Regions from separate parts of the Mus musculus genome. Here regions 2, 3 and 4 are each linked to region 1. Evidence: chromatin loops called from intact Hi-C (ENCODE). Cell type or tissue: gastrocnemius. All regions are shown on one strand.

What was found. Peaks named below come from ENCODE experiments on the same cell type or tissue, not always from the same donor. Only the 100,000 strongest peaks of a DNase experiment are listed, where the experiment ranks them.
Region 2: a loop joins it to region 1, with 3 times the contacts of the local background. A loop is called at or near these places in 3 of 42 quality-filtered maps.
Region 3: it touches region 1 in a loop (2.1-fold over the local background); 4 of 42 quality-filtered maps call a loop at or near these places.
Region 4: it touches region 1 in a loop (2.6-fold over the local background); 2 of 42 quality-filtered maps call a loop at or near these places.

What each region holds. Positions count from the first base shown.
Region 1 is chr6:115,714,677-115,722,676 of GRCm38, reverse strand. No RefSeq gene overlaps it. Among named protein-coding and RNA genes, the nearest start is that of Gm24008, 5.2 kb to the left of the region's middle. In gastrocnemius, a CTCF peak has its summit at 4,202; no DNase peak of the experiment used is centred here; H3K4me3 peaks cover 1,754 bases; H3K27ac peaks cover 2,637 bases.
Region 2 is chr6:115,542,986-115,550,985 of GRCm38, reverse strand. It overlaps Tsen2 (tRNA splicing endonuclease subunit 2), which reads right to left and starts at 6,295. Exons shown (of 12, transcript NM_199033.2): 1 at 6,258-6,295; 2 at 2,956-3,164; 3 at 992-1,073. The coding sequence starts at 3,144. It overlaps Gm36355 (a long non-coding RNA gene), which reads left to right and starts at 6,339. Exons shown (of 7, transcript XR_869382.3): 1 at 6,339-6,644; 2 at 6,745-6,869. In gastrocnemius, a CTCF peak has its summit at 4,507 (motif pointing left); DNase peaks (open chromatin) are centred at 4,510 and 6,259; H3K4me3 peaks cover 1,560 bases; H3K27ac peaks cover 1,251 bases.
Region 3 is chr6:115,618,695-115,626,694 of GRCm38, reverse strand. It overlaps Raf1 (v-raf-leukemia viral oncogene 1), which reads left to right. Exons shown (of 17, transcript NM_029780.4): 10 at 287-404; 11 at 3,147-3,231; 12 at 3,642-3,818; 13 at 4,833-4,879; 14 at 6,368-6,486; 15 at 6,779-6,910; 16 at 7,002-7,136; 17 at 7,286-8,000. The coding sequence ends at 7,429. It also overlaps a transcript of Mkrn2 not described here. Among named protein-coding and RNA genes, the nearest start is that of Mkrn2, 21 kb to the right of the region's middle. In gastrocnemius, a CTCF peak has its summit at 446; no DNase peak of the experiment used is centred here; H3K27ac peaks cover 2,826 bases.
Region 4 is chr6:115,596,540-115,604,539 of GRCm38, reverse strand. Mkrn2 (makorin, ring finger protein, 2) reads right to left here and starts at 2,602. Exons shown (of 8, transcript NM_023290.3): 1 at 2,527-2,602. The coding sequence starts at 2,552. In gastrocnemius, CTCF peaks have their summits at 3,002 (motif pointing right) and 3,581 (motif pointing left); DNase peaks (open chromatin) are centred at 2,674 and 3,046; H3K4me3 peaks cover 1,909 bases; H3K27ac peaks cover 1,499 bases.

The DNA of each region.
Region 1 (8,000 bases):
GACAGGTTGCTCAGATACCGCCCTGGCCCAGATCCAGGGCTTTGAATTGGCCCACCCCAACATCTACCCCGTTGATGAACTGATGGGGTGCATGAAGGAGCTGATCCTACAGATCCAACACTACAGCTCTCCATGACACAGGGCAACAACAGGATGTCCGAGAGGAGCCCCAGTGAGGATCCAGTATTGCTGGAGTAGCAGAAGCAAGCCAGAGGCCTCATACCAGACCAATGAATCACTGCAATGAACATTTGTTATCAGGGTAGACAGAAGGGTTTACTGTGGGACACATTGTGACACACTTCAACTTCCACAACGAGGAGACTTTTCTTTTTCTCTGTTGGTGGGGAAGTTGCGAGACTGGAAAGCAGGTATGAGGGGAGGGGAAGGCGAGTAGATTAGGGTGCATGATGTGAAATTCACAAAGAACCAATAAAAAGTTAAAGAAGGGAAGAGAGAAAGAGAGAAAAAGAAAGAGAGAAAGAAGGATCTTGTTTTTAAAGACAGGGTCTCTCTGATATGTAGCCCGGCTGTTCTGGAACTCAATAAAGACCATGCTGCTCTTGAACTCAAGAGATCCACCTGCCTCTGCCTTCTGAGTGTTCCAATTAAAGATGTACACCACCACCACACCTAGCATCTGACTGGTCTTATGCCTTGTTTGGTTCAAGACAGGGCTTCTCTGTATAGTCCTTACCATCCTGAAACTCTTTCTGTAGACCAGGCTGGCCTCAAACTCAGAGATTAGCCTGCCTCTGTCGCTTGGGTTCTGAGATTAAAAGTGTGCGACACCACCACCCGGCTAGTATTAAGTTAATTTAACATAAGCTAGAGTTATCTGAAAGGAGGGAACCTCAGTTGAGAAAATGCCTCCATAAGATCCAGCTGTAGGACATTTTCTTAATTAGAGGTTCCAGCCCACTGTGGGTGGTGCTATTCCTGAAGTGGCCATTCTGGGTCCTATAAGAAAGCAGACTGAGTAAACCATGAGGAGCAACCCAGTAAGCAGCACTCATCCATGGCTTCTGCAACAGCTCCTGCCTCCAGGTTCCTGCCCAGTTTGAGTTCCTGTCATGACTTACTTCAATGATGAGCAGTGATATGGAAGTGTAAGCTGAATAAGCCATTTCCAGGGAGGTGTTTTTGATCAAGGTGTTCTGTCATACAGTTAGAAACCCTAAGACACACAGCAAATAAAAAATTTTAAACTAAATAAAGCTGTCATGGCAGTGTGGGCCTGTGATTTCTGGGAAGTCAGGGGCAGGCAGATCTTTGTGAGTTCTAGGGCTATATCAAGAGACCCTGTCAGAGACAAACTGAAAATGTAGAAAGCAAGAAAGGAGGATGCCCTGCCTCTAGCCTGTACATACAGCACACACAGACACCTCCACAGAAGCACACATGTGTAAACCAAACCAACCAAACACCAAAGAAACAAAAACCCCACGAAGAAGAACAACAAAAATTAATAAGCACCTTTTGTTTTGTTTTGTTTTGTTTTGTTTTGTTGAGACAGGGTTTCTCTGTGTAGCCCTGGATGTCCTGGAACTCACTCTGTAGACCAGGCTGGTCTCGAATTCAGAAATCTGCCTGCCTCTGCCTCCCAAGTGCTAGGGTTAAAGGTGTGCGCCACCACCGCCCAGCATAAGCACCTTTTTTGAGACTAGGTCTCACCATGAGCACCAGGCTGGCCTCTAACTCACAGAGATCTGCTTGTCTCTGCCTCCAGAGTATGGGAGTACCACACTTGACAAATTAATTTTTATGAACTTAAACAATGTTCCTTGATTCATTTTTTTTGTTTCTGCTTGTTCATTTGTTTTTGTGCGTAAGTTTTCCTTTTCTTTTCAGAGCCGATGACTGAATCCGGGTCCTTGTACCTGCTAGGCAATTGCTCTGTCACTGAGCTAAACTTCCACCTCTTGATAGACATTTCAGTTCAGATGAAAGTCAGACAACTGACAAATGTGTGAAGGCATGCTGTGGGGGTTTGAATAGGCTTGGCCCCTATAGACTCATGTATTTGAATGCTCGGTCATAGTGAGTGGCACTATCAGGAGGTGTGGCCTTGTTGGAGGAAGTATGTCACTGTGGGGGTGGGGGTTTTGAGGTTATATATGCTCAAGCTCAGCCCAGTGTGGAAGACAGTCTTTTTGCTGCCTTCAGATCAAGATGCAGAACTCTCCAGCTCCTCCAGCACCAGGTCTGCCTGAACCCTGCCATGCTTCCCACCATGATGATAATGGACTAAACCTCTGAAACTGTAAGCCAGCTCCAATTGCCTTGGTCATGGTGTCTCTTCACAACAATAAAACTCGAAGACACATACTTAATATACTGTATTATATGGAATCATTAAAATGACCATGGGCTACACACCCTCAAGAGAGGTGACAATTACTATCTGGTGATACAAAATGTTGCTGAGTGGAGCAGTGGGAATGAACAGTGTGCTGGGCAGGATCAGCCAGGCATTTGTTCAGCCACTCTGGAAAACTCTCTGGCATTATCTAGTACAGCCAGCCAGAGATACACTGTCTAGGTATACCTAGATACACTGTCACATCGATACCCAAGAGAGAAGCACAGCCTCATGCAACAGAGCATAAGGGAAGACAGAAGACTCGAAGCAGCGCTGTGCAAGACAGCCCCAATCTGAAAGTAGTCCAAATGTCCCTGAGCAGAATGAAATTATTGTATAGTCATGTACTGAAATATTATACAGCAGTGCCAGCGAGATGACTTAGCAGGTAAGAGAGCTTAGCACCCAGGCCTAGCAAAACTGAATTCCATCCCCAGGAACCACACGGTGGGAGGAGAGAAACAATTCCGTGGCATAGCCCTCTGACCTCCATGTCTACGCTGTGGCGTGGACAGCTGAATCCCCACATCATACATTCACATACTAATTATTAATTTTAAAAGAAAATGAGAAAGCACATTTTCATGTAATAGCATTGATGAACCTCACAAACATAGTGTGATAGATCATTTTAATTTTTTAAAATTATGTGTGTGTCTGTGTGGAAGTATGTATACATGAGTGCCCGGTACCTTCAGAAGTCAGAAGAGGGTGTCAGATCCCCTGGGACTGGAGTTCCTGGCAGTAGTGAGCAAACCACCCAGTGGGTGCTGAGGATTGAACTCTGGGCCTCTGCAAGATCCGTAATCACTCTCAATGGCCGAGCCTTCTCTCCAGTGCCCATAAACATTAGATTGAATGAAATGTGTGACTTTATTTACACAAACTTCCCATTTTTAAATATGTATTCTGATAATTAAGCACAAAGCAAAAAGAATGCAGGCACAGCCCTGCAGATCCGGGAGATGTATGATTTCCTGGGCAGTCAATGTCTGATTGAATAAGGGAGTGGCAAAGTCCTCTGTCTTTGTTTTTTGTTTGTTTGTTTAGTTTAGTTTTTCTAGACAGGGTTTCTCTGTAACAAAGCCCTGGCTGTCCTGGACTCGATTTATAGACTAGGCTGCTGCCCTTGAACTGACAGAGACCCACCTGTCTCTGCCTCTGCCTCTGCCTCTGCCTCTGCCTCTGCCTCTGCCTCCTCTGCCTCTGCCTCTGCCTCTGCCTCTGCCTCTGCCTCTGCCTCTGCCTCTGCCTCTGCCTCTGCCTCTGCCTCTGCCTCTGCCTCTGCCTCTGCCTCTGCCTCTGCCTCTGCCTCTGCCTCCCAAGGGCCACCAAGCCCCTCTCATTTCTTTAGTTTTTAAGATACAGAATCTACAGGTAGCACAGGTTGTCCTCAGACTCAAATCCTCTTGTCTCTGAAAACTGAGTGCTGGGATTAAAGGCATGCCAGACTTCTGGATACTTTTCTACGTATTCCATGATAAAAATTAAGTAGAGAGATGAGTTAGTGATTAAGTGTGCATGTTGCTCTTCCAGGGAACCCGGGTTCTGTTCCCCACACCTACATTGAGCTGCTCACAGTGACCTGCAACTCCAGTTCCAGGAAGATCCAACATGTGTGGTCTCTGAGGCCGCCTGCATCCACATGTACACGCGCGCCCATGTGTGTGTGTGTGACAGAGAGGGAAAGTCAGAGAAGGAAAGAAACAGAGGGAGAAAAGGGAGAGAGAGAGAGAGAGAGAGAGAGAGAGAGAGAGAGAGAGAGAGAGAGAGAGAGAGAGGAGGGAAGTGGAGGGAAGTGGAGGGAGTAAGTTTGAAACCATGAACTTTGCTCTTCTGGACACAAGAGGGGGTGCTAACCGGTGACCAGCTAAGGAAACCAGGTTTCCTAGCAACAGAGAAAAACATTGAGCAGGAAGTTTCTAAGATTCAGTCGATGGATTTCAGCTCTGCACCTGCTTGGGGCAAGGCTCGCTCCTGGCACCTGGAGCCTTCTGTTGAGTCTTGAGCGTCCTTGACCTTTTGTGGGAAAGTGGAGTACTCCTGAACACGAGGTCAGATCGGCAGGGCTGGGGTGCTGAGCCCTGGATCGCCTTTCTTCCCTGATCTTTTCCGTAGGACTCCAAACCCCCTGGTGTTTCCCTCAAATGAAGAGGCAATTAAGGCATGGGAAGGAGGGAGTTTGCCTGGAGCATGCTGAGACTTCAGGTTGTAAAAACAGAAAGATTTGGGTTGCAATGACCATTCTTAGGTTTGTTATTTTAACAGATAAGTATTGGGTAAATAAGTATTAGGCAAATCCTGTGGAATAGTAATAACACAGGAAGAATCCACTGTGAAGCGGCTGGGCTGGGGCTCCGTGGTAGAATGTGCGGGGCGTTGCTGCCCGGATCTTGGCTGGCCCTGTGGCACTAGCAGGAGGTGCTGAGACCTTTAAGAGGCGGGGCTTACCTGAATAGCTGTGAGATCATTGGGTGCACGTCCTCAAAGGGACTGGTTGGACCAGTCTTTGTGTGTGATAGACTTACTGGGGAGACACAACACACACACACACACACACACACACACACATCTGTTCTCTCAGAAAGGGAACCAGTCTTTGTGTGTGATAGACTTCCTGGGGAGACAAACACACACACACACACACACACACACACACACACACACACACACACACACACATCTGTTCTCTCAGAAAGGGAACCAACCCCATGACAGAACCAAGAAACATCCACACCAAGGTCCAACTTGGTTAAACTAGTGAGATTTTATTGGTCTGCTAACAGGAGTGTGGGTGAGGGGTTATTTACAGTACCAGGTGTGGCTCAAAAACAGCTGCATCACCAAAAAGCCCCAAACAGAGTGACGACTCACAAAAGCAGCAACCCTGAAGCGCTCTGTACACCATGCAGGCAGCTGACAGATCCAAGATATCTCCTCTCTGCAGCTGGGCTGCTCAGAGTCTGTTCCAACAGCTGTTTATTCCTTCTGGAAAGCTGGAGAAAGACCTTCCAGATTCTCGCAAGTTTCTGCTTTCCCAGAAGGTGACCTCTTGTTTACCTCCGTGATCTCCCAAGGGCCCCTGACCCTGGAAGGAAAGTTTGGATTCCGTGGACTCTGCCGCCCAGCTCCAGCCCTCTCCTGCCTCTCTTGCACTCACTCGGCAACCGGCCTCCTTTGGCTCCAGCTTCCATGTTTGTCCTCACCACAAACCCAAATGTCTGAAGCCATGAGCCAGAACGAAGCTTTCCTCTTTTTAATTTGGTTCTCTACAGAACTGTCAAAGAAGCAGAAATCTGGCTAACAAATGGAGAAAGAAATTGAGAAATGGATCACAGTTAAACTCCTGCACAGGGTACTCAGCACACACACCGTACAGTTCAGAGCAGCCTGCAACGCCAGCTACAGAGAGCCAAAGCACATTTCTGGCCTCTGAGGGGATCTTTTGGATGCCCACTGTTAGCATTCTGTCTAAGCTCTGCCCCACAGTTACCTGGATTGCCAGGTATGTCTGACACTCTATAAAGGGGGCTGCTTGCCCCCTCCTTTCTCTCTTGCTCTCTCTTGCTCTTGCCTTCCTGCTCCTGCTCAGTCCTCCTCATGGCCAGTCTCTACTCCCCTCCTCTCCTCCTCTCCCCTCCCCTCCCCTCTCTCTCTGCCTTTCTCCACCTCTACTACCCTAACTCCCTTCCCCATATCCTGAATAAACTCTTTTCTATACTATGGTGCTATAGCTGGTCCCTCAGGAGGAAGGGATGCCTCAGCATGGGCCCTGCGATGGCTCCTTCCCCCACACCTCACCACACAGCCATAAAACATATCCCCCCTCTTTATCTTTTAATAAACACATCACCACTACATGCATGTCTCCATTTCCCTACATGCTGATCTACATGTAATTAACAACAAAATAAGTCTGTAAGAGAAAGAGGAAAAAAATAACACCGGAGATGCATGGAGACTAAACAGGATGACATGCAAATGTCTTCCCCAATCCAATGTATAAAAGAAATATTTAAAACCATATTTTAATTTATTTTATATTTTGAGACAGCGTCTTACTTTGTAGCTCTGACTGGCTTGGGACACACTGTATAGACCAGGCTGGCCTTGAATTCACAAAGACCTGCCTGCTCTGTCTCCTGAGTGCTGGGATTAAAGGTATGCCCAACCTATCATCATTTTTATTCTTATTTTAAAAGCTTATTTTTTTAAAGGTATGAAGCTGTTTATTGTCTCTAATAACCAGATAAATTAATGTTAAAACTTTGGGGAGGGAGTAATTTCTCTAGCAAGTGAAGAAAACCACTTTAAATAAGAGCTTGCTGTTAGGGAGGAACTTACAATTGTGTTGGGGCCTCACTCTGAGAAAGCAGTCTGGCTGCCACTAGCAGGAGCCATAGAATGGCTCTCCTAGACAGTGTGGTGATGTGTACCTGTAATCCCAGCACTTGGTAGGTGTAGACAAGACGCAGAAGTTCAAGGCTACCCTTAGCATCAAATCAAGTTTGAAGTCCGTTGGACTTGCAGGCGATCCTATCTCCAGACGTCCTTCTGTGATCCAGCAACTGTGCTTCAGACATAATTGGAAATGTGGCAAAAGGTACACATGACAATATTGATGCCAGTTTTCTTTATGATGTCCCCTGACCTGAAGCAGAGAGGGAGTCAGAGAGAGAGAGAGAGACTGAGAGACAGAGACAGAGAGACAGAGATGTGGGACTCCAGAGTCAACTACCTTGGACCCATGGGGGCTCACAGACTAAACTATCAACCAAACAGCATGCAAGTGCTGAACCAGGACCCATACACATTTGTAGCAGAAATGCACCGAGGTCTTCATGCGGGTCCCCTAACAATCAGAGAGGAGGCTGTCTCTGGCTGTTGCCTACCACTGGATGTCCTTCCTGCTAATGGACTGCCTGGTTGGGTCTCAGTGGCACACCATGTGCTTAGGGCCTACTGGGACAGGATATCCCAGGGTGGGGTGGTACCCAATGGGGGTTTCCCCTTTTCTGAGAAGGAGATGGGCTAGTGGGGGAAGGGATTTGGAAGGGTGGGACTGGGAGGAGGGGTGGGGCTCAAGATCAATATGTAAAGTGAGTAAATAAGAGAATTAAAAAAAGAGAGAGAGAGAGAGAGTCCATACTGATCTTGTGGAACCAGAATTCAGTTCCCAGAAGCCACGTTGGGCCCGCTCATGAGTTCCTCTAACTCCAGCTCAGGGAGTTCCAACAGGGCCTCTGTGGGCACCTGCATACATGTGGCACGCGCAGAGATACATACATAAAAATCCGTCTTTTTACGTTATCCTGGGGCCTGGGGATGTGGTTTGTGGACAAAGCGCTTGCCTAGCATTCATGAAGCTCTGGGTTTAATTCCCAGCACCATGTGGCAGGCAGCTCATGACCCTCCCCACCTCTCTAGCTCCAGGGGATCTGACATTCGCTTCTGACCTCTGTGAGCACCAAGAATTTACGCGGCACAGGTAAAAAATTCATATACATAAAAAATCTTTAAAAAAAATTAAAAATCTGCTCTTGCTCTGTCTCCTTGCCCCCCCCATGCTCATAACTGGCCTCTCTCTCTCTCTCTCTCTCTCTCTCTCTCTCTCTCTCTCTCCTCTCATCTCTCAACC
Region 2 (8,000 bases), 170 kb after region 1:
GTCATTTGAGGTAGGAAGACCCACTCTAAATCTGGGCCATTCCTTTTGATGGCAGCCCACATAAAAAGGACCCAGAAGAAGGAAGCTTTCGCTTTTTGCCTGCTTGCCCTCACTTTCCAGTTCATCTACCCCGCTGCTGTGGCATTCCTTCACTGGCGTTAGAGCCTACTTCCTCAGGGTTCCAAGGTTGCTAAAGACCAGCTAAGACATCCAGTATTGTGGACTGAAGGACTATTGGATTCTTGGACTTCCTATAAGGAGACGGACAGCCACTGTTGGACTACTGGACCACAGCCTGTAAGCCACTCTAATAAATCATATAAATATATATATATGAACAAACCCCTTCATCTATAAATATATAACAATATATGTATATATAAATATATGTATATTTCACACACATACAAACTCTTAACACAGTTCATCTGGGAGATCTAACTCAGGTCATAAGGATTGGTGATAAGCACTTTTATCCACCAAGTTGCCCACCACCAGGCCCATGTTAATAAATCGGTTTAACAATGCCATGGTTATTGTAAATTCTACCTCTGAACCAACGAGCTCCTTTTGACAGCAGCACAGGCAGGGAGAAGTTCCTACACACAGCATCCTACCAGGCAAAGTGTAACAAAAAGCTTGATTAATAGTTTTCCTGTCTTTGAGGGGCAAAGGATTGGAATCAAGGCCCTATATGTGTAAAGGCTTCTAACCATTCCAGAAGGAAGGTGCAACGCATTTCCAAGAACTAGAAAAGATCCTTTTGCCTGATCTGCTGGCAGATGGGAGACTCTGAGTTCAAGGCCAGCCTGGGCTAAGTAGTGAGACAGTCAAAAAAAAAAAAAAAAAAAGTCAAGCTAAACAGAACAAGTAGCTGTTTTGATGCAAATTCTTGTAGCTGCTCTGCTCTTCATTGTCAGTGTTGCCTCTCTTTCAGAACTTACCATGTCCCCAGGACTCGTAAGCACCAAATGAGAGCGACACGGCTTACCTTTCCATCTGGCAGCCAGCGTGGGGTTGGCGATTGTGAAGTTTGGACGGCTTCTGGAAAGAATCCCCTTTCCAAAGTAACCCTTTCAAGAAGAGACACGGGCGCTGCTCAGTGGTTAGGCTCCAGCTGCAGTGGGGTACACTACTCAACAGCCTCACGTCTCCCCGATTTCCTAGTGATCACACCCCCACCTCTGCAGTGCGTATAGTGTGTGTAGGTGTTCATGTGCGAGTGTGAACATGTGGGTGTGCAGGTGCACGTGTGCACATGTGGGTGTGCAGGTGCAGTGTGCACATTTGGGTGTGCAGGTGCACGTGTGCACATGTGGGTGTGCAGGTGCACGTGTGCACATGTGGGTGTGCAGGTGCACGTGTGTACATGTGGGTGTGCAGGTGCACGTGTGTACATGTGGGTGTGCAGGTGCACGTGTGAACATGTGGGTGTGCAGGTGCAGTATGCACATGTGGGTGTGCAGGTGCACGTGTGCACATCTGCATGCCATCAGTGTTGACTATTTCCCATAGGGCTGGGGTCTGAACTTAGGACCTTGTGTACTCTGCCCACGGATCCATCTCTGCAGCCCTCCAGCTTTCAGCACCAGCTCGTCTTTCTCATGACAAATTACCCTGGCCTGTGTCTGGCATCCCTGAAGGCATTAGGACAGGCAGGGGCAGCTTTTTCTCACATGTGGCCCAGGAACACAGTGTACCTGGGAGTGAGAGCTATACCCACTGCAGACATAGGTATTCTTGGATTCTTCTGTACTCTGGAGAGGAAGTGTCCCTCTCTCTCCTGCTGTTTTCCCCGAAATACATAATCTTCCTGGTTTTGATTATAAATAAACAGAAAAAAAATCAAATAGTAATAAGATGAATAAAACTTATTCAGTATGTGTAAAGCCTCATTTTACCTTAGTCACAAACAAAGGCCTCAGCAGGGAACTGTAGGCACATAGGACCCAATGAGGCCTTAATGCACCAGGTCCCCAGGGACCCCGAGGCTGAGGCCCCTGACATTACTGTAAACTCTCTAGAGAAGGTAGAAGCGAGGCAGAATGCCTGTCATAGTCCTGAGCTGGGAGCAGGAGCAGGATTCACTGTCATAGGTGGGGATGGCAGTGGGGATGGCAGGTACAGTTCAGAGGTGGAACACATGATCCTCAGTGCAAACCCCAGCACCAAACCAAACTAGCAAACCCTAACACTGGATTCTGATGACAGAACACTGCTCCATTAATTTATAATGTCACTGAATTAAAGGTATGCTTATAAGGAGTGAACATCATGGCTATAAACTACATCTCAATCAGTTTAGGTAAAAAAAAAATCAATTACTTTTTAAGACCAGTCATATTTAATTTATGTGTATGGGTGTTTGCCTGCATGTATGTCTATCTGTATACCATATATGCCTGGTGCCTTCAGAGGCCAGAAGAGGGTATTGAATCATCTGGAACTAGAATTACAGATAACTGTGAGCTGCCATATTGGGGCTGGGATCAGATCTGGAAAAGCAGTCACTGCTCTTAACTGCTGAGTCATCTCTCTATCAGGCTGGCTTTTAAAGTGTCCTAGCAATAAAAACGAGATGGAGAGTGGGTCTCATCTGTTGTCCTGTCTAACAAATGCCAGCAAGGAGAGAGAGAGAGCAGAGATGTTGGGGAACTTTCCACAGGCCCTGGCTCATGGGTCCCATGCCACTGTGTAGTGACCTCTGGGAAGGGACAGGAGTCAGTAGGGATGACTGTCAAGTCTTTACTCATTATCTTTCTGTAAATTACTTCTCTGTCTTTACTATACAGCGCTTCACCCTGTGTTTTTGGTTTGTGGTTGGGCATGTCTAGCTCTCAGGCTTACAGTTGAAGTTTCAGAGCTGCTGCTTATAGTTGGTTCTGGGAGGAACCTGGAAGAGGAGGTGGCTGCTTGGGGTGTCCCCAGGAAGGAACCAGAACGGCCTGGGCTTACCTTCCCATACAGCTGCTCCATGTCCTCTGTGCCCCTCACCACCACATTGTTGCTAATCATTTCAGCCTGGAATATTCGGAATTCCTTCCTGGGACCTTGGTCCTGACCAAAGGGGATGGGCAGTGGTGACTCGTAACTCTCATAGACTCTTCTTTTCCTCTTAGGAGCACGGAAGACTGCCTCTGCCATTCTTCAAGGATAACAGGTCTCTAGAGAACAAAGGAGAGGAACCAGTCAGTAAAAACGGACCATCAGAGCCAGCACAATCAGAACCAGGTTGACCTGGTCTCTGGGGGAAACAATGAACTAGAAGACACCATGTAATAAGGACATCAGTCACGGGGGTATCTCAGATGCTAAGACCTCTAAGAAGCCAGTGCCATCACCTTAACTGAAGCTGGTAACACCAAGGCCTTAAGAATTCCTGTCTTTGAGCCAGGCGTGGTGGTGCACACCTTTAATCCCTGCACTCAGGAGGCAGAGGCAGATGGATTTCTGAGTTCGAGGTCAGCCTGGTCTACAAAGTGAGCTCCAGGACAGCCAGGGCTACACAGAGAAACCCTGTCTCGGGGGGGGGGGGGGTGTGGGGCAGGGAGAAGGAAATCCACGAATCATAGCAGAGTCACTGTCATTTAGGGGCCAGTTATGTCCTACGAAACGCCAGTGGGTGTGTGCAGGGACTGAAGCCAGGCTGTCCGTGCTGTATTCTACCCTGTGTGCTGGCTACCGCAGTGTACACACCACCATCAGGAAGCTGCTGCATCTTAGCTGGAAAACCTTTGGTAAAAGTCCCACCGACACTGGGCTTTAGCTCATCTATAAAGGGGTAGAAACCCAGCTCCTCACAGCCATGGTTCACAGAGGACAGGGCCTGGCAGAGTGGCATCACCCAGACTCTGATGATGCTGGTTATGAAGTGAGCGCCAGCAATGCCATTTTACAGTCAAGGCAACACTCAGGTCAGTGAGGCCCGTAAGGGCCCTGTGAATGACATCACTGGATTAACATCAGGGCTGTGGGAACCAGAGCCCAGGCCCTCTCTGTGGCTCCTGCTCAGACACAGGTTTGCATCTGTTTACTGTGGTCTAGGTCTGAGTGAGATGCCACACAGCTACCAACCAGGTAGAGACTTACCTAGAAGGATCCAAGGAAGCTGATGTGAAGACCTCTTTATTCTGGGTCTTACTTATTCTGACCCAAGGAGACAAAACCAGTGTGGAATACACACAAAAGTGAGTTGGATGTGACACGGAGCTGGGGCCGGCTACCAGCACCGAGCATTGCTGAGTCACAGCCCATGCAAGTGTGTACATTCCAACTGACAGACGCTTCACCAGGCCGGTGGGGGATTTGAACCTGCAGCTGTCTAGGGTCAGGTCTACACATGACTTAAACTGGGAGCTTACTGAGGAGGTGGGTGTCATGACCATTAAAGAGGAAACGATGTGGCAGGAGCACTGCCTGCTCTTTTAGAGGATTCAGGTTCCACCCTCCGCATCCACAGGGTAGTTCATGCCCATCAGTAACTCCAGTCCCAAGGATCCAATGCCCTCTTTTGGCCTCTGTGGGTACTGCATGCATGATAAGCACAGACAAGACACACAGGCAGGCAAACACCTGCAAAATGACAGTCGTGGTGGCGGTGGTCATAACAGAAACATCAAGCCCTGGCCAAGGTGTTCACGAAACTTCTCATGAAGCCAGGAATGTCAATAAAGACAGAAGGAAAGATGGACCAAGGAAGTTAGAACAATGGACAAGTGCGTGTCAAAGATAACCACGCACGGGGATGGAGAGAGGCTTGGTAGGTACTCATCCAGAAGAAAGACCCAGGTTCAATTCCCAGCATGCACATGGTGGCTTATGCCCACCTGCAACTCTAGCTGCAGGGGATCAGAAAGCCTCTTCTGGCTCCCTGGGGAACAAAGTACTCGAACGTTACATGTCATAAAGCAGATACATACAGCCAGGTACATATGTATAGGGTAGACCAGACCAGGACGGTGGTCTGGAGGACTGGATATAAAGGCTTTTAGTTGCTTCTTTTCCTAGTGCTGGGAATTGAACTCAGGGCCTGGATCATTCAAAGAAAACTCTCTATCAAAGGAGCCACAGTCCCAGCCCAGCCACATTCTTTTTTTTGTTTGTTTGCTTTTTTGTTTTTTCGAGACAGGGTTTTTCTGTGTAGCCCTGGCTGTCCTGGAACTCACTCTGTAGACCAGGCTGGCCTCAAACTCAGAAATCCGCCTGCCTCTGCCTCCCAAGTGCTGGGATTAAAGGCGTGCACCACTATCGCCCGGCTGCCCAGCCACATTCTTATTCCCATTGTACAAGTGAGAAGAATGGCTTGCAGCGTGTGTGTGTGTGTGTGTGTGTGTGTGTGTGTGTGTGTGTGAATGTATCTGCAAAGACTGTTAAGGAGAAACCTGCTCATGCCTGTCACCAGAGCACCACAAAGCATATTTCTGTCCATCAAAAGCAAGGCCTGTCCTTCATTCTTCTCTTAATCTGCTAGCCTAATATTCATTTAAAAATTTCGGTTTTGCTGACACGTGGCCTTGTTATGCAGCTTTGGCTAGCTTTAAACTATGATCTTTCTGCCCCAGCCTCCCATGTACTACAGCTAAAAGCACGAACCATGACACCCAATGGTCAGCCCAACCCCGCTCTATATGCTTCTACCGTCAATCCAAGCACAAAGCATACAGTAAAAGGTGGGTCCATATCACTTTCCAACACTCTTGGATCAGGGGTCAAAGAAGCCTCTCTTATGGCAAACTTACTCATGGTCTCTTAGCATGTATTTTATTTATTTATTTATTTATTTATTTATTTATTTATTTATTATTTTGAGATGAGGCCACACGTAGCCCAGGCTGGCTCCAAACGTGATATGTAGCTGAGGAAACTTAAAACCAGCTTGATGCTCTCGCTTCCATCTCTGGAAGTTGGGATTACAGGCGGGCAGCAGCTTGGTTGGATGCGGTGCTAGGAGTAGACAACAGGCTGCCAACCGAGTCCCATCCTCAGCCCCTCGTGGGCTCCTCATCATTTGCAAACACACTTTCATCTGTGTCCCCCACTGCACAGCTCCTGGGCCGAGGTGCAGGGCTGAGGGCCAAGGCAGACCAGCTTGGGGCTGGGGCAGATGGCATCTGTCAGCGAGAGCGAAGCGCTCCGCAGCCCTCGGGACGCTGTGCCCATGCGCGCTTGAGTGACAGCCACAGCTCCCACCCCGCTCCCGCCTGAAGTCGCTCGCACGCTGGACACAGAACGCGAGAAACAGGACTACTCAGTCTTACCTTTCGCCGCCACGCGCGCCCACCGTTACCCGGCAACCGGGGGGCGGCGCTGCAGCCGTCAAGCAGTGCGGCCGCAAAACCAGTTGCACGCAGCCGCAAAAGGGACTGGCTGTGTCCTAGCACAGCACGCCTGCGCACTGTACCGCTGACGATACATTCCGCCCCATCCCCCGGCTAAGTCTAATGAGGAAGGCTAAGGGGTAATATATCCCGCCTTAATTCTCACAGCAACCCCCAAGGTTTGTTTGTTTGTTTGTTTGTTTTCCTTTTGAGATTACATAGGTCTCACTGTATAGCCTTGGTTTGCCTGGAACTCACTTTGTAGCCCAGATTGGCCTTGAACTCATGGAGGGACACCTGCCTTTGCATTGCCAGTGCTCACTGCCTGTAAGTTCTAACACAAGGTCCATTTTTTAGAGATGAGATATGAAGCAACCTGCCCCAAAAGGCTGCCCTTGACCTCAGTGTGATATGAGATTTTTTTCAGCAGTGAACCCTGAATGCTACCAGGGAAGATGTGCCCACTGGAGCAATAATGGTGCGAAGGTTACAGAGGCAAACCCACATTACTGATTGACTCTGAGGCTGTTCGACGGAGGGAACTCATGCCTGGTATTGTAAACCTGATCTAAAGTCTCAGGAAGTCAAAGGCCCTGAGGAGAAACTGACTAGTATCTTGTTAAATGAAGAGGCCCAGCTACTTCCAATTTTTTTGGTTATACCCACAGCTTAGTGTTACCTTCGCCCCTGGCCAGAGAAGCTCCTCTCTGCAGAGGGCTGTGGTGACTACACAGGCTCAGTACTGGTCAAAATGCTGGCAAGTGACTGCTGAGAGCTCAGCTTTAAATGGGGTATCTATATTAACCCTTGCCTGCCCGAGGCTGAGGAAACATGGAAAAGGAGGGTGATGCAGAAAGGAGGCAAGAGCCAGAGGATGGGAGAGTGCTGTCTTCTGAACATGACAGAGCCCAAGGCATTCACGGACTCACAGCAGACTTGGGTACCTACATAAGGCGTGGTCAAGATCAAGCCTGAAAGATCAGTTAACCTTCTAGCCGGCAGTACTGACTGTATTTGATGGATGACCAAAAAGATAAAGGGCAAAGGGAATGAAGATAGGAAGGGATGAAGGGATGTGTGGGCAAGTAGAGGGATGGGAGGGGAGAGCTGGGGGTGGCTGTAGTCAAGATACACTGTATGAAACTGTTTAAGAATACACAAAAGATAACAACAAAATGTAAAACAAAGAATGCAGACAGGCAGGTAAAGTTTCTGTCAGGTGTGGTGGTGAGTGCCTTTAATCCTAGCATTTGGTAAGAAGCAGCCAGATCTCTATGAATCGAAGACCAGTCTGGTCTACATAGCAAGTTCCAGATCAGCCTAGACTATATAGTGAAATCCGCCTCCCCTTCCTCCCTCCTTCCTTCCCTTCCTCCCTTTCTTCCTCCCCACCCTCCCCTTCCCTAGGTTGGGGTGTGAATTAGTTGTAGAGCAATTGCCTATCATGCAGAGGTCCTGGGGTCCATAAAAACAAAACAAAACAAAACATAAAAATGTTTCTCACATTTCCAACTTTTGCTATCTTGTTTCTTTCATATTCTTCATATCTCAACCTCCTTATTGGACTATTTGAAGATAATTCCTACCCACACATGGTGGTATGTATTTATAGTCACAGTTACTATGGTAGCTGAGAAGCTAGCATCTTTTGAGGCTGGGAGTTCAAGGCTGGGCAGTATACTA
Region 3 (8,000 bases), 96 kb after region 1:
TACTTTATTGAGTCACTCAGGGATCAATCAAGATAAACTCTTGCAAATTAAATATTTGGGGGTGGGAACCTAGTAAAATATATTACAGGGAAATGAATGCCAGTGCTCCCTGGCACCTTCGTATCCTATACGTTGCCATTCGGCTACAGCTCAGTAAACTGGCACCTCAAAGACAGAAAGTGTAGCTGCAGTGACAGTGCCATCTTTAAAGGAAGCAGGAACAGATGGGGCTAGGATGAGCCTCTCTTTGAAAGCATGGCTTATGAATGATCTCCACTTGTTTCAGAGGCCTCGTGGGCAGAGAGACTCGAGTTATTACTGGGAAATAGAAGCCAGTGAGGTGATGCTGTCTACTCGGATCGGGTCAGGTTCCTTTGGCACTGTGTACAAGGGCAAGTGGCATGGTGAGTTTGGGGCCTGGTTCCAGCTGCAGGGCCCTGGTGGTTAGGTTCCAGCAGAGAAGGTTTCTTGGTTTATGGTGGCCTTCTGGATGGGTTCTTGATCATACCTGGCAATCAAATCAATTTTGAAATTTCACAGCATTTTAACCTTACGTTATTTTAATTGGTATAATAAAATCCCCGTGGTGCTTAGAAACCAGTAAACAAGTATTAGCCCTGGAGTGAAATATTAGTGGTGCTCATGGAACATGCTTCTTCATGAGCAGATGTCTGCTGCTTTGGGTGAAGTGTACTCTTGACACCAACAGCTGGAAGGGACCTTATAACAGGTACAAGGAGGAGCTGTCTGCTCCTGATCATCTTAGTGCAGGAAAACTGGACACTTCCTGACCAGTGTCTCTCTTTGGGCCCCAGATTTAATTGTAGCTATCTCTTCCTGTGCCAGGGGGAATACTTGATCTCTCAGAAGGAAGATTTGAGCTTAAACTCTGTAGTTGTAGCTTGAATCATTTGGCAACATACTTAACCATTTCCATACCAGGTTTTTAACACCTGGATTTAGGATGTTAGCAGTAAAAGTAGGGGTTTCTTGTATGTGCTTATAAAGTTTCTTGATGTTGCACCCCCCAGTTCAGACATGGTGCTGATAACCTTTATAGATAATGGGGCAGAGATGGAGACAAGTTCTGAGCATAAAGTGTGCAGACATCCAAATTCCTCTGGAAACAACAGCATCTACTTCTCTCGGTGCACATCATTATATGGGTTTTTGCTTTGCCTGAGTCGTCGTATGAACAGTTGATTTCTTAACAGCATAGATCAGAGAGTTGGTTAGTGACTCTTAGAGTGACTGAGAACTGTTAAGTAATGCCCTGCTGGCCTGTCTCTTGGTCTGCAGAGGAATGCTGTCACTGCAGTGGGCCGTGAACAGAGCCTGTTCTTGAAGGGTTGCTTAGTATCACCTCCAGCCTCCCTCCTGCTATCATAGCCCGCCTGTAAGTTTTGCCTTTGCAGGCACCTGGCGACCAACCATTTTCCTGGCCTCACCACTTAAGTTGACCTGACCCCCTCACCCATCTCTCACCTCGACCCCAAGCCCTCCCAGTTTGTTTGCCATTGTAACTCCAAGCCTGCCCTCACCTGGGCTATTGCACCAAATTCTTCTCTAGCTCTTCTGTTCTACGAGTGCTCAGTTACATGTCCACAAGACTCCTTACTTTTGTTTCTGATGCAGTCTAGACTATCCTTTCTAATATTCCTCCTAGTGCTTACAGTCCACTACCTCCATACACTCCTCACTTCTCAGTAGTCTTTGAGCCCAGCTACTATCTTGTCTCAGACTTCACAGCCGTGCAGCAATCTTCCTTCCTTGGCCAGTGCAGCCCCTGGGGCACACATGGTTTCTGGCCACTGTGCTGGACTGGTGGCTTCAGCACTGCTTCTCTTTCACTCAGATGAGCTGCATTCTCTCCAGCAGCCTGTGCCTTCCTTCGGTGCTGGGACATGTCAGCTGTCAGGTCAGGTACAGATGATAATCTGGAGCTCACAGGGGTCAAGACAGGGACCTCCTGGGAACCCTGCCTTTACCATTGTTCACAACTGACTCAGACTTTGATCATTGCTGCCATGGGTAACCGACTGGTTTTTTTAGACAAGGTGTTGGTATGTAGCCTAGGCTGGCCCCCGCCTCTGTTTCTAGCCAGCCTTATGAAAATTTAAAGTCCTTGCAGGGAAGTGGTGGCATACTTGGGAGGCAGAGATGAGTTCTCTGAGAGTTCAAGGTCAGCCTGGTTTAGGGTTCTAGGACTACAGGATGAAACATTGTCTCAACGCCTTTCCCTAACCTTGTCCCCAAACTGGGATCTTTACAAGGTTCCAAGTTTATTATTGTTAATACTTCTATATAAAACATATTTGAATGAGACTTCTAACTATCTCTGAAAGCAAGCTGACTCCTGGGTGTTTCTGAGGATATAGAGAGGTTGCTTGGATTGCTGCCACTACTAAAAGACAGGATTGTGGGTCTACTTACCTCCCTGTTCTAGTTCTCTATTTAGAAGATAGGACCTCTATTTCTACTTCCTCTCTGCAGAATAAGTTCAGTAGTTGTACGTACACGCTGCAACGCAGCAAGGTTTCAGTATCCCTATTGCTCCCACTGGTAAAGAACCCCTTTCAACTTGAGAAGGGCCTGCCTCCTCATCACTTTGTATTTGGTGGGCTACCCATGGCCTCGGCACTACTTTTATCTTCACAGGGTAAAGCTGTAGAGCTAGCTCATATGACCTACCTTGACGCTCAAGTGGATATGCGCTTGTTGAAGGCCTCCATGGGTATGAGTAGCATTGAAGCGTCTCACCCACTTGATGTATATTAGTTGGCATATTTGTTCTACCTGCATATATGTTCTTTGAAAAGTGACTCCCTATCTTCCTTAGAATTAGGGTTTTTTGAAAAGCTGGGAGGTGGCTTAGTTGGTAAAAAGAGCTTTCCATCCAAACATGAGGATCTGAATTCAAGCCCCAGCAGTTACATAAACATTCAGCTGTGGTTGTACTGACTTGCATTCTCAGTACTGGGGAGGTAGAAAGGGGCTCACTGGTTAACCCTAGTCAATGAGTCCTGGGTCCCAGTGAGAACCTGCCTCAAACAAAACAAAAGAAAACAAGGTAAGATGCACATAGATCCTAAGGTATTTGAGAAACAAAGACTATATAACAAGTATGACTACAAATTAATTTGCAGGAGATGTTGCAGTAAAGATCCTAAAGGTGGTTGACCCAACTCCAGAGCAACTTCAGGCCTTCAGGAACGAGGTGGCTGTTTTGCGGTGAGCCTAGTCCCTGGACAGCAGGGTTAGCTAGGGCCAGGCTGTGCAGGTCAGCACCTGCTGTGGGTTTTAAGGTTTTAAGGGACGGTCCTCCTCCAGTGTATATATGTGCTGGAAGCCAGAAGAGCCCTTTTCATGGACACACCCCTTCTCTGTACAGCTCTATGGGGTTTGGTTTGTGGTAGTGAGATTGTTTTGAACCTTTATTTCTTTTTATAGCTAATAGCATCTTTTATAGCTAATCTGCTTTGCTCTGGAGCTCAAACCCTCAGTGTAGTCACGGAATCACTCTTAGATTAGTAGGGATGAGCTGGACAGACTGTGCAAAGTGCATTCTCTGTAAGCAAGGCTAGCTAGCGTGGAGGTGGACAAAGGATGGTCTCACAGCTGTGCTCCCCTCCTCCCCTTAGCAAAACACGGCATGTTAACATCCTGCTGTTCATGGGGTACATGACAAAGGACAACCTGGCGATTGTGACTCAGTGGTGTGAAGGCAGCAGTCTCTACAAACACCTGCATGTCCAGGAGACCAAATTCCAGATGTTCCAGCTAATTGACATTGCCCGACAGACAGCTCAGGGAATGGAGTAAGTACACGGTTTGGTGAGTCCTTGTGGCTTGAACCCTTGAGCTGCTTTTGTGGGACTGGATCGAGTGGCTCTTTGACAGCAGATATTCATGGATGGGAAGTCCGGAGTTCCCGTTTCTCATCAGCCTGACCGTCCACTCAGCCATGGCCTACAGGGAGATACCCTTTCCTCACCGGCACTTTTCTCAATTACAATTCAAAAAATTTTTTTAAAATTATGTATATTTATGTGGATCTTTGTGTAGGTATGAGTGCCAGTATTCAGGAGTCCCCCTGGGGCTGGAATCAGTTGTAAGCTGCCTGACACCCAAACTGTCTCTTTTGATTATCCATTTTCTTTCAAAGGTCATCTCTAGGGTCTCTGCTCCCATGGTGTGGAGTGACCAGGTGACCACCAGGCAGTGCTCTTTAGCTTTGTTTCCCAAGTGCCCTTATGGTGAGGGTGCAGAGCTCCTTAGTGCTTACAGCCAGGTGACTGTAGTTGGTGTGTTACAAAATAAGTGCTTCGTTCTGTCTTAAAGTCATGCAGAAGCCAGATAGGTGGTGCATATCTTTAATCCCAGCATTCAAGAGGCAAGTTGCATCTCTGAGTTTAAGGCCAGTATAGTCTATAGAGCAAGTTCTAGGACAGGCAGGACTAAATAGAAACCTTGTCTCGAAAAACTAAAGAACAAAAAAATTCATACAGAACTCTAAATCATAAGCAGCACAGGTACAATTCAAATACCATACAAATTATTTTGGAAGTGTATGGCTTGGGGGCTTTTCTGTATCCTATTACTACATTCTGTGTTCTTACCGCCCAGAAAAAAATCCAGCTCACAGCCATCCCCGGCCTCTGACAATCTGCCTTCCCACTTCTGGGTTTGTCTTGGATAGGCAGAATGTGAGGTGAAATGCCTGGCTTGGTTTGCAGAGCAAATCCAAGTTTCAATATGCAGAGCACAGTGCTACCCACCAGTTAGCTGAAGGGCAGTGAGGTGGTTAACTGAGTGATTTTTCTCCTTCACAGCTATTTGCATGCAAAGAACATCATCCACAGAGACATGAAATCCAACAGTATCCTTTGGTATTGAGTTCTCAGCTTAAGGACCCAAAAGGGCCTTTTTGCACACATGGTTCATGGTGCCAGAATGGGGAGAAGGGGACTTTTAAAGGAAAATAGAAATATAGTTGAGAAGCCAAACATGGTGATCATGAGAGTTCCTTAAGGTTTTATTATTATTTTTTTTAACCAACAGTGATCTGGAAATAATTCCTTCTGAGGCGATACACACTTGAAATAGACTTGAACTCAGCCTGGTTAGATTATCCAGAATATAGCTTGAGAAGGTTATTGCATCTATTTCTATTGAGCCTATGGAAGGTGTAAGCCTGCATACAGATGGGAAAGTATCTGATGCATGTATCTAATACCAACAAGTCATAAGTGATTGCTGCCTCCTGCTCACTTTTCAGACCAGCATAATGTCAGCCATATAGTAGACCAATGTGATATTTTGTAGAAGAGACATGAACAAGATCCCTTCAAACTAAGTTATGACACAAGGCTGGAGAGTTAAAGGTTTACTGTTGATCTTTCTAATCAAAAGCAATTGCTTCTGGTGGTCCTTATGGACAGATACCAAAGAAAAAGGCATTTGCTAGGTCAGTAGCTACACATCGTATATCAGGAAGTATGCTAATTGCTCAAGTAAGGACACCACATCTGGTATAGCCTGTCACTTTTTACAGTCCATCTGTCTTCTGTACTGGCCATGAATCACCACCCCTGCATCTTTCAAGTCTTTGATGGTAGCACTGATTGCTGCAATTCTGCCAGGGATGTGACACTTTTGGTTCCCATCCCTGGCAGAGACCCTGCTAAAGGCTTCCATTTAGCTTTTCCCAGGGGAAACAGTTTGAAGGCCCACTGTAACTATTGTGAGTCAGACTTCAACCAAAATTCCACTAATCACCTGACCTCCTATTTTTAACTCAAAGGACACAATATTTCTTAAGGTCTCCTGGAATTAGCATCTTAGAACCAGTATCCCAGAATTCCAGAAATTTCAAAATGGCTACTTTCTGTTAAATGTACAGAAGTCAGCCTAGAGGCCACTGTTAGAAATAGCATCTCCTTACCAACTGCACCTTTCATGCTGTAAGATGGCACATGGCAGGGTGGTTAAACTCAGCTGTTCTGCATGGCCAATGAGCTATGCTTATTCGGTGGCCATGACCTCCTTTCTTGAGGTCATTCTTTTTCGGCAGCTAAGCACTGGGCCAAGATTTAAGGCTTGAATTCCAATAAATCAGCAGGTCACAAATCAGACCAAAATTGCCTGTTACCTAGCAGTAAGCTGACAGAAGTCACAATGTAGACCAGTTGGGTGGTAAACCTGAGTACCAAATGTAGGCAGAGGGGATAAGCAGTGTGGGGCCCTGTAATTGAGTGTGCGCATGCCATCGTTCCCTGTCTCCTGAAAGATTTAGTAGTGAAGTGAAGGAGGCCAGAAGCACTGTTATAAACAGTATAAACTGTCAGTCTCCTTAACAAGCATCGAGATATATTTCTCCATGAAGGCCTCACGGTGAAAATTGGAGATTTTGGTTTGGCAACAGTGAAGTCACGCTGGAGTGGTTCTCAGCAGGTTGAACAGCCCACTGGCTCTGTGCTGTGGATGGTGAGGAAGCTGGCCCCACACAACATGATGGAATTACTGGGCCAGAGTAGGGTGCAAAATTTGACAGCATTTCTGCACAGCCATGGGGGTCTGGTTGATCTGTGGTGTCAGTTAGCTTAAGGCAAAACCGCATATCCTGGCAAAGCAACAGAGGCCAGCGCCTGTGGGGTTTTGTGGGAGGAGCTACCCTGGGCTAAGGACTTGAACTTCCTTCCTGACTAGTTAAAATAGCCTGGTTCCTCAATGTCTCTGGAGGTCATTCCCTAGGGATTAACACACTTCATCCTTACAGGCCCCAGAAGTAATCCGGATGCAGGATGACAACCCGTTCAGCTTCCAGTCCGACGTGTACTCGTACGGCATCGTGCTGTACGAGCTGATGGCTGGGGAGCTTCCCTACGCCCACATCAACAACCGAGACCAGGTGATCTGCATGGCCGGGCGACACAGTGAGGGGCTACTTAGTCCTGGGACTCTCCTTCACAGACTCCTTTGTTCAACTGTTTCTTCTTTAGATCATCTTCATGGTAGGCCGTGGGTATGCATCCCCTGATCTCAGCAGGCTCTACAAGAACTGCCCCAAGGCAATGAAGAGGTTGGTGGCTGACTGTGTGAAGAAAGTCAAAGAAGAGAGACCTTTGTTTCCCCAGGTTAGAGAGCTCAGTTGAAATATAACATTCTAAGGATGTAAATGTGGGCCAGGATTGGGTCGGTGGAGAGAGGACCTCCACAAGCTCTTGGTATGGTTGGGGAGATACCAAGTTTCCAACTAATGAGACCACGTGGGGCCTTGTTTCAGATCCTGTCTTCCATCGAGCTGCTTCAGCACTCTCTGCCGAAAATCAACAGGAGCGCCTCTGAGCCTTCCCTGCATCGGGCAGCTCACACTGAGGACATCAATGCTTGCACGCTGACTACATCCCCAAGGCTACCAGTCTTCTAGCTGATGATGTAGCTGTTCTTAGGCCACCAGGGGACGAAGAAGAGTCAGCAGGCACCACTTTCTGTTTCCTTGGGGGCAGAATGCATGTTTTTGGAAAAGCTGCTGCTGCTAAGGACCTAGACTACTCACAGGGCCTTAACTTCATATTGCCTTCTTTTCTACCCCTCCTGCCCTGGAAATGGAAGCTGTCCACCAAGAAAGCCTGCTCAGCTCCAGAGGTATACAAGTCAGCTGAGTATTTGTAGGGCAAGTGGCCTTGGAGAAGGTAGGGCACTCCGGCTGCTGCAGGGACATGCAATTGGGAACTTGGCTCCTTGAGCCTATATGGACAGTGGTGCAGTGCCAGTTTTGCACATGGAGTCCTGGCCACCTGGGGGAGCCTGCTTTGGTACTACAGAACTTTGTGGACAAACTGTGTCTAAGGTGTCCTGTGTGGATGGCTTTCCAAGCGCGGTGCTCCACCTTTGGCAGCCTCCCACGTGCTGAATCTGTCTTCCAGGAGCTGCCCCTATGGGGTGGGCCGCGGCCCAACCCTATCTGTAGCCACATCCTTGTCTGTAAGAAAGCCAGG
Region 4 (8,000 bases), 120 kb after region 1:
AACCTGACAATACCAAGGTCGTTTCACTGTGGAAGATGTTCATAGAGTTGACAGATCTCAAGGTTGTGATGGATGCTACTGACTGCAGATCACTGAGGAGACAAATCTCCTGTCACAACTGTGAGGGAGAGGTGGGAAGACCCATCCTGAGTGTGGAGGTGTCGATCCTTAGGCTGGGGCCCAAGACTGAATAAAAAGGGAAGGGTGACCTCGGCACCAGCACTCTTTGCTGTCTGAGTGTATGAGGTCAGCTACAACAAGCTCCTGCCACCATGCCTTCCCCTCTGTCATGGGCTGTACCTGCAAACTGAGAGTCAAAATACAGCCTTCCTTCGTTACATGCTTCATCCAGGTATAGCACTATACAGCACTACACATTCTATGACTTGACAAGGCAGCAGAAAGAAGACCACAAACACTAGTCAACCCATCTAGCCCCAGCATTCCAACTCTTACCTGCACCACATCTTGGGTTCTCTTATTTGTGAGACAGAGCTAAAACTATCTCCGGGTACAAAGGGGGAGAATCAAAATGGCCGGGCTTAAGCATTACATGAAGGTTTTGTAGACACGTGTCTTAGGAAAGCCTTTAAGTGGTAGAACTAAAAAGCATCTAGGAGTCGGGCAGTGGTGGTGCACGCCTTTAATCCCAGCACTCGGGAGGCAGAGGCAGGCGGATTTCTGAGTTCGAGGCCAGCCTGGTCTACAGAGTGAGTTCCAGGACAGCCAGGGCTATACAGAGAAACCCTGTCTCAAAAACAAAAACAAAAAACAAAACAAAAAAACAAAACCATCTAGGTGTGGTGGCAATTAATTCTTGCATGGGAAGGAGAGGTAGGCAGATCTGAGTTCAAGGCCAGCCTGATACATATAGAGAGTTTCAGGATATACACAGAGAGACTCTGTCTCAAACAACAAAACTGTAAACAAGCAGAGTTTTAGAGGTTATTTTCTAAGTAGCTTGAGTCTGCTTTAAAGGCCACTGTGGTAGGAACACGTCCTCCTGCAGACGGAAGGGAGTAAGTACCCATTCACTCATCCTCAACAGAGACGTTCTAGTAGCGATGACCTGCAAGCACTGTTACAGGACTGCCGAAAAGTTCCCATTGCTGTGATAAATCACCAGGACCTAAAGCGACTTTGGGAGGAGAGCTTAGACTTGTAGGTATCTTCTACTTAAGTGTCTTACTCCATCACTATGGGAGGCCAGTGCAGGACTCCAGGCAGGAGCTAATGCAGAAGCAAGGAGAGTGCTGTTGACTGGCTTGACCCTCTTGGCTTGCTCAGCCTTTCTTACTGCACCCAGGACCACTAGCCCAGAGGTGGCACCACCCACAGTGAGCTGGGTCCTCCCACATCAGTTATCAACCAAGAGGTTCCCTCTTCCCAAATGATGATGTCTCATGTCAACTTTGTCAAGTTAACACAAAACTAGCATATGCATACACACAGACACACACAGACATACACAAACTGCAGTTTTCTGATTACTACTTAACATAAACCACCTGGGACCTTGGTACATGGTTCAACCCTTAATATCTTAAGTCGAACAGAACTCTTCATAAAGGTATTAGTTCTAGGAGTCTGCACTAATGAGAAATAACAAGGTCATTAAATGCTTACCACATATCCAAACTACATCTCAATTTCTTAATTTACTGAAACCAACTAAAGTCTGTATAAGCCGAGGCTCCTTTAATCCAAAAAGCTTGGGCTCAGGAGAGTCTTTAATTTTTTTTGTACTTTACAGTATTTTCATGTACATAAGGTCTTGGGGATAGTACAAGAGTCTAAACACAGAATTCATCATTTCACATATGCTTATACACATACCCTGAAAAAGTTCTCTGTGTAGCCTTTGCTGTCCTGGACTCCCTCTATAGACCAGGCTGGCTTCAACTAACTGAGATCCACCTGCCTCTGCCTCCCAGTGCTGGGATTAAAGGCGTGCGCCACCACCGCCCGCCTTCTATTTAGGTATCTTAAGAGTATTGGATTTTGGAGCCTTTTGAAATTTGGGTTTCCACAGTCGGGATTCTCACAAGCCTTACTTCCCAAGCTGCACCTCCTGAGCATGCAAACTCACAGGACTAGACCCCAATGACAGCCACAAGCTCGTCACCAAGTTAGTACGTTGCTACTCAACCCAACTATTTTTGTTTCAAAATAGTAGTCACGGAATAGTTTTCTGCTTTCCACTTCGTCTAACAAGCCGCCTTTCTGTTCCTAAATGGGTGTCGCTTTACCTCTGGTGGCCTCGGTTTCCTGCATCTCGAAATGGGACTCTTCGGAGGCTCAGTGGTGATGCTGGATAAGAAATGCGACCTGCCCGTGTTTCCCCGCAATCGCCCTCGCTCACTCTCTGCAAGTCGCGGTTGCAGCAGCTCTTGCCGCTCTAGCCTCTATGCGGCCTTCCTGCGCGTTATCCGCGCTGTCCGCCCCCCGCCACCGCCCGCCTCGGCCCCTCGCCTCCCTCCCTGGCTGCCCCGCAGCGCCCAAGGCCCAGAGGGGCCGCGCACTCACCTGCAGGTGACCTGCTTGGTGCTCATGGCGGCGGGGCCACGGGCTGGAGTCGCACTGAAACCTCAGAGCCGCCAGCGCCGTGGCCCAGCCCGGCCCCGCCCCGCCCTTCCCCGCCCCGCCCCGCCCCCCGCGGAGTCGCGTCACTCCTGCGCGCGCCACCCTCGTTCGTGCGCTACTTCTAAGGTGCCGCCCGGAAACCTAACCACCATCACAATGGGTTCCGCCAGGGCCTGGAGCCGGAAGGTCCCTACTCCTTAGTAGTCCGGATCCCAACTTTCTGAGGCTAAGGGTCTGAGCATGTCTAGTATACTGAATTTACCAATCATCTGCGAGGCCCTTACTTCTAGGGTTCGGCCCCCATCTCTCAAGGCAGTCTTTTAAGATGATGATGATGATGATTGATGATGTTAATGATGATAAAAGTAATTTTACTATTTATCTTTATTTTATGATATGAGTGTTTTTGCCTGCATGTGTGGCTGTACACCAAGTGGAATGCAGTGCTGGTGCAAGCCAGAAGAGGGAGTTAGATCACCTGAAACTGGAGTTGCAGACGATTGTGAGTTACCATGTCGGTGCTGGGAACTGAACCCTGGTCCCCAACTAAACAGCCAGTGCTCCTAACCACTGAGCCATCCTCTAGTAAGAATTTTTATTTATTTATTTATTTTTGGATAATTTCATACATGTGTACAATGTATTTGATTATATCCACACCAAATATCCTCTCCCCGTACTGATCTTTTTGTGTACATACATACATACATACATACATGCATACATACATACATACGTACATAACTCAAGGCAGGAATCTGGAGGCAGACACTGAAGCAGTATGTACATATATATAATTTGGATTTTTGCAAACTACAGTTGTGTTATCAGCTTTGAAAAAGTGTCTCCTGGTTTATTGTGTTGAGTTGGCATTGTATAGAAATGAACAGCAGGGGGCTGGAGAGATGGCTCAACGGTTAAGAGCACTGACTGCTCTTCTGAAGATCCTGAGTTCAAATCCCAGCAACCACATGGTGGCTCACAACCAGCCGAAATGAGATCATGAGATCTGGTGCCCTCTTCTGGTGTGTCTGAAAACAGCAACAGTGTACTTACATATAATAAATAAATTTAAAAAAGAAGAAGAAGAAAAAATGAACAGCATAGTACTCTGGAAACATTATGGGTATTCTTTTCATTTTATAGAGGTGGTACACTGTAAAAACAGGTAAGGACTTCTGAATGCTCAGCTCTAAATAGAACATGTGTGCCAATACCCTGACCTTGCTAGCAAGGCTCTGAGAATATCATGGAAGGGGGAGAAAGAATGTAAAAGCTGGAGGGTTGGGAGAGTGCCATGGAATGCTGTCTCCCGACATGACATAGCTTTAGACTTAGGAACACTCAGTAGCTGTGGCTACCTACAAAAGATCTGCAGAAGACTGTGCCCACGGCCAATTGTGGTAGTGCATGCCTGTGATGGTTTGTATGTGCTTGCCCAGAGAATGGCACTATTTGAAGGTGTGGCCCTGTTAGAGTAGGTGTGTTAGTGTGAGTGTGGGCATTAAGATCCTCATCCTAGCTGCCTGGAAGTGAGTCTCCCACTAGCAGCCTTAAGACAAAGATGCAGAGCCGGGCGTGGTGGCTCACGCCTTTAATCCCAGCACTCAGGAGGCAGAGGCAGGTGGATTTCTGAGTTCGAGGCTAGCCTGGTCTACAAAGTGAGTTCCAGGACAGCCAGGGCTATACAGAGAAACCCTGTCTCAAAAAAAAAAAAAAAAAAAAAGACAAAGATGTAGAACTCTCAGCTCTACCTGCACCATGCCTGCCTGGATGCTGCCATGTTCCTGCCTTGATGATAATGGACTGAACTTCTGAACCTGTAAGCCAGCCCCAATTAAATGTTGTCCTTTATAAAACTTGTATTGGTCATGGTGTCTATTCACAGCAGTAAAACCCTGTGCTAGGCCTGACCATGCTTTTGTTTGGAAGAATATAGATTTGGGGACTTTGGATTTGGAAAGCAGTGGAATGCTTTAAAAAGGGATTAGTGGGTTATCCTAGCAGGAATACGGAAGACTTTGTTACTGAGAGTGATTTGAATTGTGCTGACCTGGCCCAAGAGGTTTCAGGGGAGAATTTCAGTTTGTGGGCTAGAGACTGTTTTTGTGGTATTTTTGGTGAAGAATATGCTCTTGTCTGAAGAGTCTGCCTGAGGCTAAAGTGAAGAGACACAGATTGATTGCATTGACAAAGGAAGCCTCAGAAAAGCCCATCATAGACTTTGTTTTCTGGTTAAGCCTCATGAAGAGCATTTTAAACAAGTGCAGCCAGCTGATAATGGAAAAATATAAAAATATATGGTTTGAGTATTAAAGGGGCACCAGGAAGTGAAATGGAGCTGAAGGATATTAAATTGAATTTAGGGGGTGGTGACTTTGTGGCAAGATCCCACCCAGCTAAATTTAGATCCAGTAGCAGAAGCCTTTAATCCCAGGAGGCAAAGACAAGCAGATCTCTGAGTTCAAGGCCAGCCTAGAACAGAGCAAGTTCTAGGTAGAGAAAAACCTTTTTTTTTTCTTTTTAGGGGGAGTTTTTCGAGACAGGGTTTCTCTGTGTAGCCCTGGCTGTCCTGGAACTCACTCTGTAGACCAGGCTGGCCTTGAACTTGGAAATCCACTTGCCTCTGCCTCCCAAGTGCTGGGATTAAAGGCGTGTGCCACCACCGCCCGGCAGGTGAAGAAAAACTTAAATCCAGGTTTGGTGGCCCACACCTTTAATCCCAGTGTTTAGGAGACAAGCATGCAGATCTCTGAGTTCAAAGTCAGTCTACAGAGCAAGTTCCAGGATAGCCAAGGTTAGGTAGTGAAGGAGTTAGAAAACAGAAAGCTAGTTAGTGATAATGTAATAGAACATGGGGCCATGTTCCAGCCCCAGCAAGCAGCAGAACTTGGCAGCTTTGGCCACATGGCTCTGGCTTTAGAGTCCAGAATTAAAGGGACTACTGGGAAAATTGATGCTGGTTATCTGGAGCTAAGAAATTAGTGGTGATTTAGAAGAGGCCAGCATCACTGAGGTGAAATCTTCTGGGAAGTGTCTTCTGAGAGCACAAAGAAGCTGTGTTCCAGAGATAGCCAAGGTTGTACCTCATGCTGCAGCTGGACTTGGTAATGTGTAAGAGTCACCCAGGGGGTACTGGTTTTGAAGGCATGAAGGGGTCATGAAGAGCAGCTGATGCTTGACACTGTGAGAGGCCATGGAAGGCCATTGGTGAAAGTGCCAATTGGAGCCCTTTGGAGGAGCAAAGAAGATCATGTGTGGATCCCAGGCATTGAAACAGAAGCTGTAACATTGACGTGTTGCCTCAAGATATTTGATATGCCAGAGCTGTGGTCGATCTGCTGAGGAAAGCTGCTAAAAAGCAGTGGAACCAGACTAGGAGAAAGTTTGTTACTGTCAACAAAGATGAAAAAGGTGTTGGAGATACAAAGACTGCTTTGACACCAGCCATGGAGATGCAGTTTGGAGTTTGCCCAGTTGGTTTCCAGTCTTGCTTTGAAGATGACAGTTAAGTGATTGGATGAATCTCAGAAGAGACTCTGAACTTTGGACTTTTAACATTATTGAGACTGCTATAGACTGTGGGGACCTTTGAAGTGGGATTAAATGTATTTGAATTATGCTATGTTTAGGTATGGTCCTCCATAGGCTCATATGTTTGAACAAGCCAGTGGGGGCCAGGGAGTGGAATGTGATGGTTTGTATATGCTTGGCCCAGAGAGTGGCACTATTAGAAGGTGTGGTCCTGTTGAGGTGTGTCACGGTGGGTGTGTGCTTTAAGACCCTCATCCTGGCTGCTTGGAAGCCAGTATTCTGCTAGCAGCCTTCAGGTGAAGATGTAGAATTCTCAGGTCCTCCTGCACCATGCCTACCTGGATGCTGCCATGCTTCCACCTTGATGATAATGGACTGAACCTCTGAACCTGTAAGCCAACTCCAACTAAATGTTGTCCTTTATAAGAGTTGTCTTGGTCATGGTGTCTGTTTATACCAGTAAAACCGCAACTAAGACAATGCCTTTAGTATTAATCCTTTAAATCAGGAGGCAGAGGTAGTCAGGTCTCTATGAGTTTGAGGGCAGCCTGGTCTACATAGTGAATACAGATCTGCCACTACACAGTGAGACTCTATCTGAAGGAGAAAAAGAAAAATACTAGGTTCATCAGCATCCTGTCATGGGTGGGGGAGAGACTCATAGACACTCACCTCTCCACAGGCAGCAATCAGAAGTTAGTGGTTCCTGGAGAGAGCCACTAGCAACTTGCCCATGCTCAAGTAAATGACTCCTATTCATGCTGTTGCAAACAGACTTAGTGAAACTCAGTGGGCAATTAAAAAAAAAAAAACATACATCCCAAAGTAACTGGGGGTCTGGCTGTGAGGAAAAAGAAGGGATTCAATGAGAAGGGGATGGGGTGAGAAGAAAATTGGAGAGAATATGGGGATAGAGAGTGAGAGAACAATCTTGTTCATAGGGCCAGGGTATAGCTCAGTAAAGTGCTTTCCTTCCGTGCACATCCCAGGTGAAACGCCAGCACTGCAGAAACCATGCATGATGGTTGTCTTAGCTACTTTTCTACTGGTATGATAAAAACCATGTATGCTTATAAGTCAGTTGGGAAGGAAAGGGGTTATTTTAGCTTACAGTTCTATGCAACCTTTCATCGCCGAGGGAAGTCAGGCCAGGAACTCAGGGCAGGAACCTTGAGGCAGGAAGTGCAGCCACAACCATGGAGGACTGCCTTGAACCAGCTTGCTCCTATAGCTTGCTCAGCCCATTTTCTCATAGCACTCAGGATCACTAGCCGGGGTGGCTCCACCCATAGTGAGCTGGATCCTCCCATATCGATTATCAATCAAGAAAATGCACTACAGGTTGCCAGTCTGGTGGAGGCACTTTCTCAATGTAGGTTCCCTCTTCCTAAGTAACTCTGGCTTGTGTCAAGTTGACACAAAAAGTACCCAGTATAGTAGTGCATACCTGGAATCTCAGCATTCTAGAGTTGGAGGCAGGGTTTAAGTTCATTTTGGGCTAACCTGGGCTATTTGAGACCTTGCCTAAAAAAAATAAAGTTGGGCAGGAGTAGGATTAAAGAGAAGTGTAGTTGATTTAAGAAGCCAGTCTGGTCCACAGAGCTCTAGGACAGCCAGCGATACACGGGGGTGGGGGAGCTTACTACTTTTTCAAGAGGATCCAGGTTCAGTTCCCAGCCCCTACAGCAGGCAGCACAGAACAACCTGTAACTCTAGGGAAGTCAATGACCTCTGACCTCTTCAGGGACCTGCATTAGGGTGCTGCACATGAACTCATGTTGGTGCACATAGCGCATATATAAAATAATTGTTTACAAAGCTGGTGCATTAAATAAAGTTTATTAAGACACATTATTTCAATCCACTTTTTATGGGGTTTGATG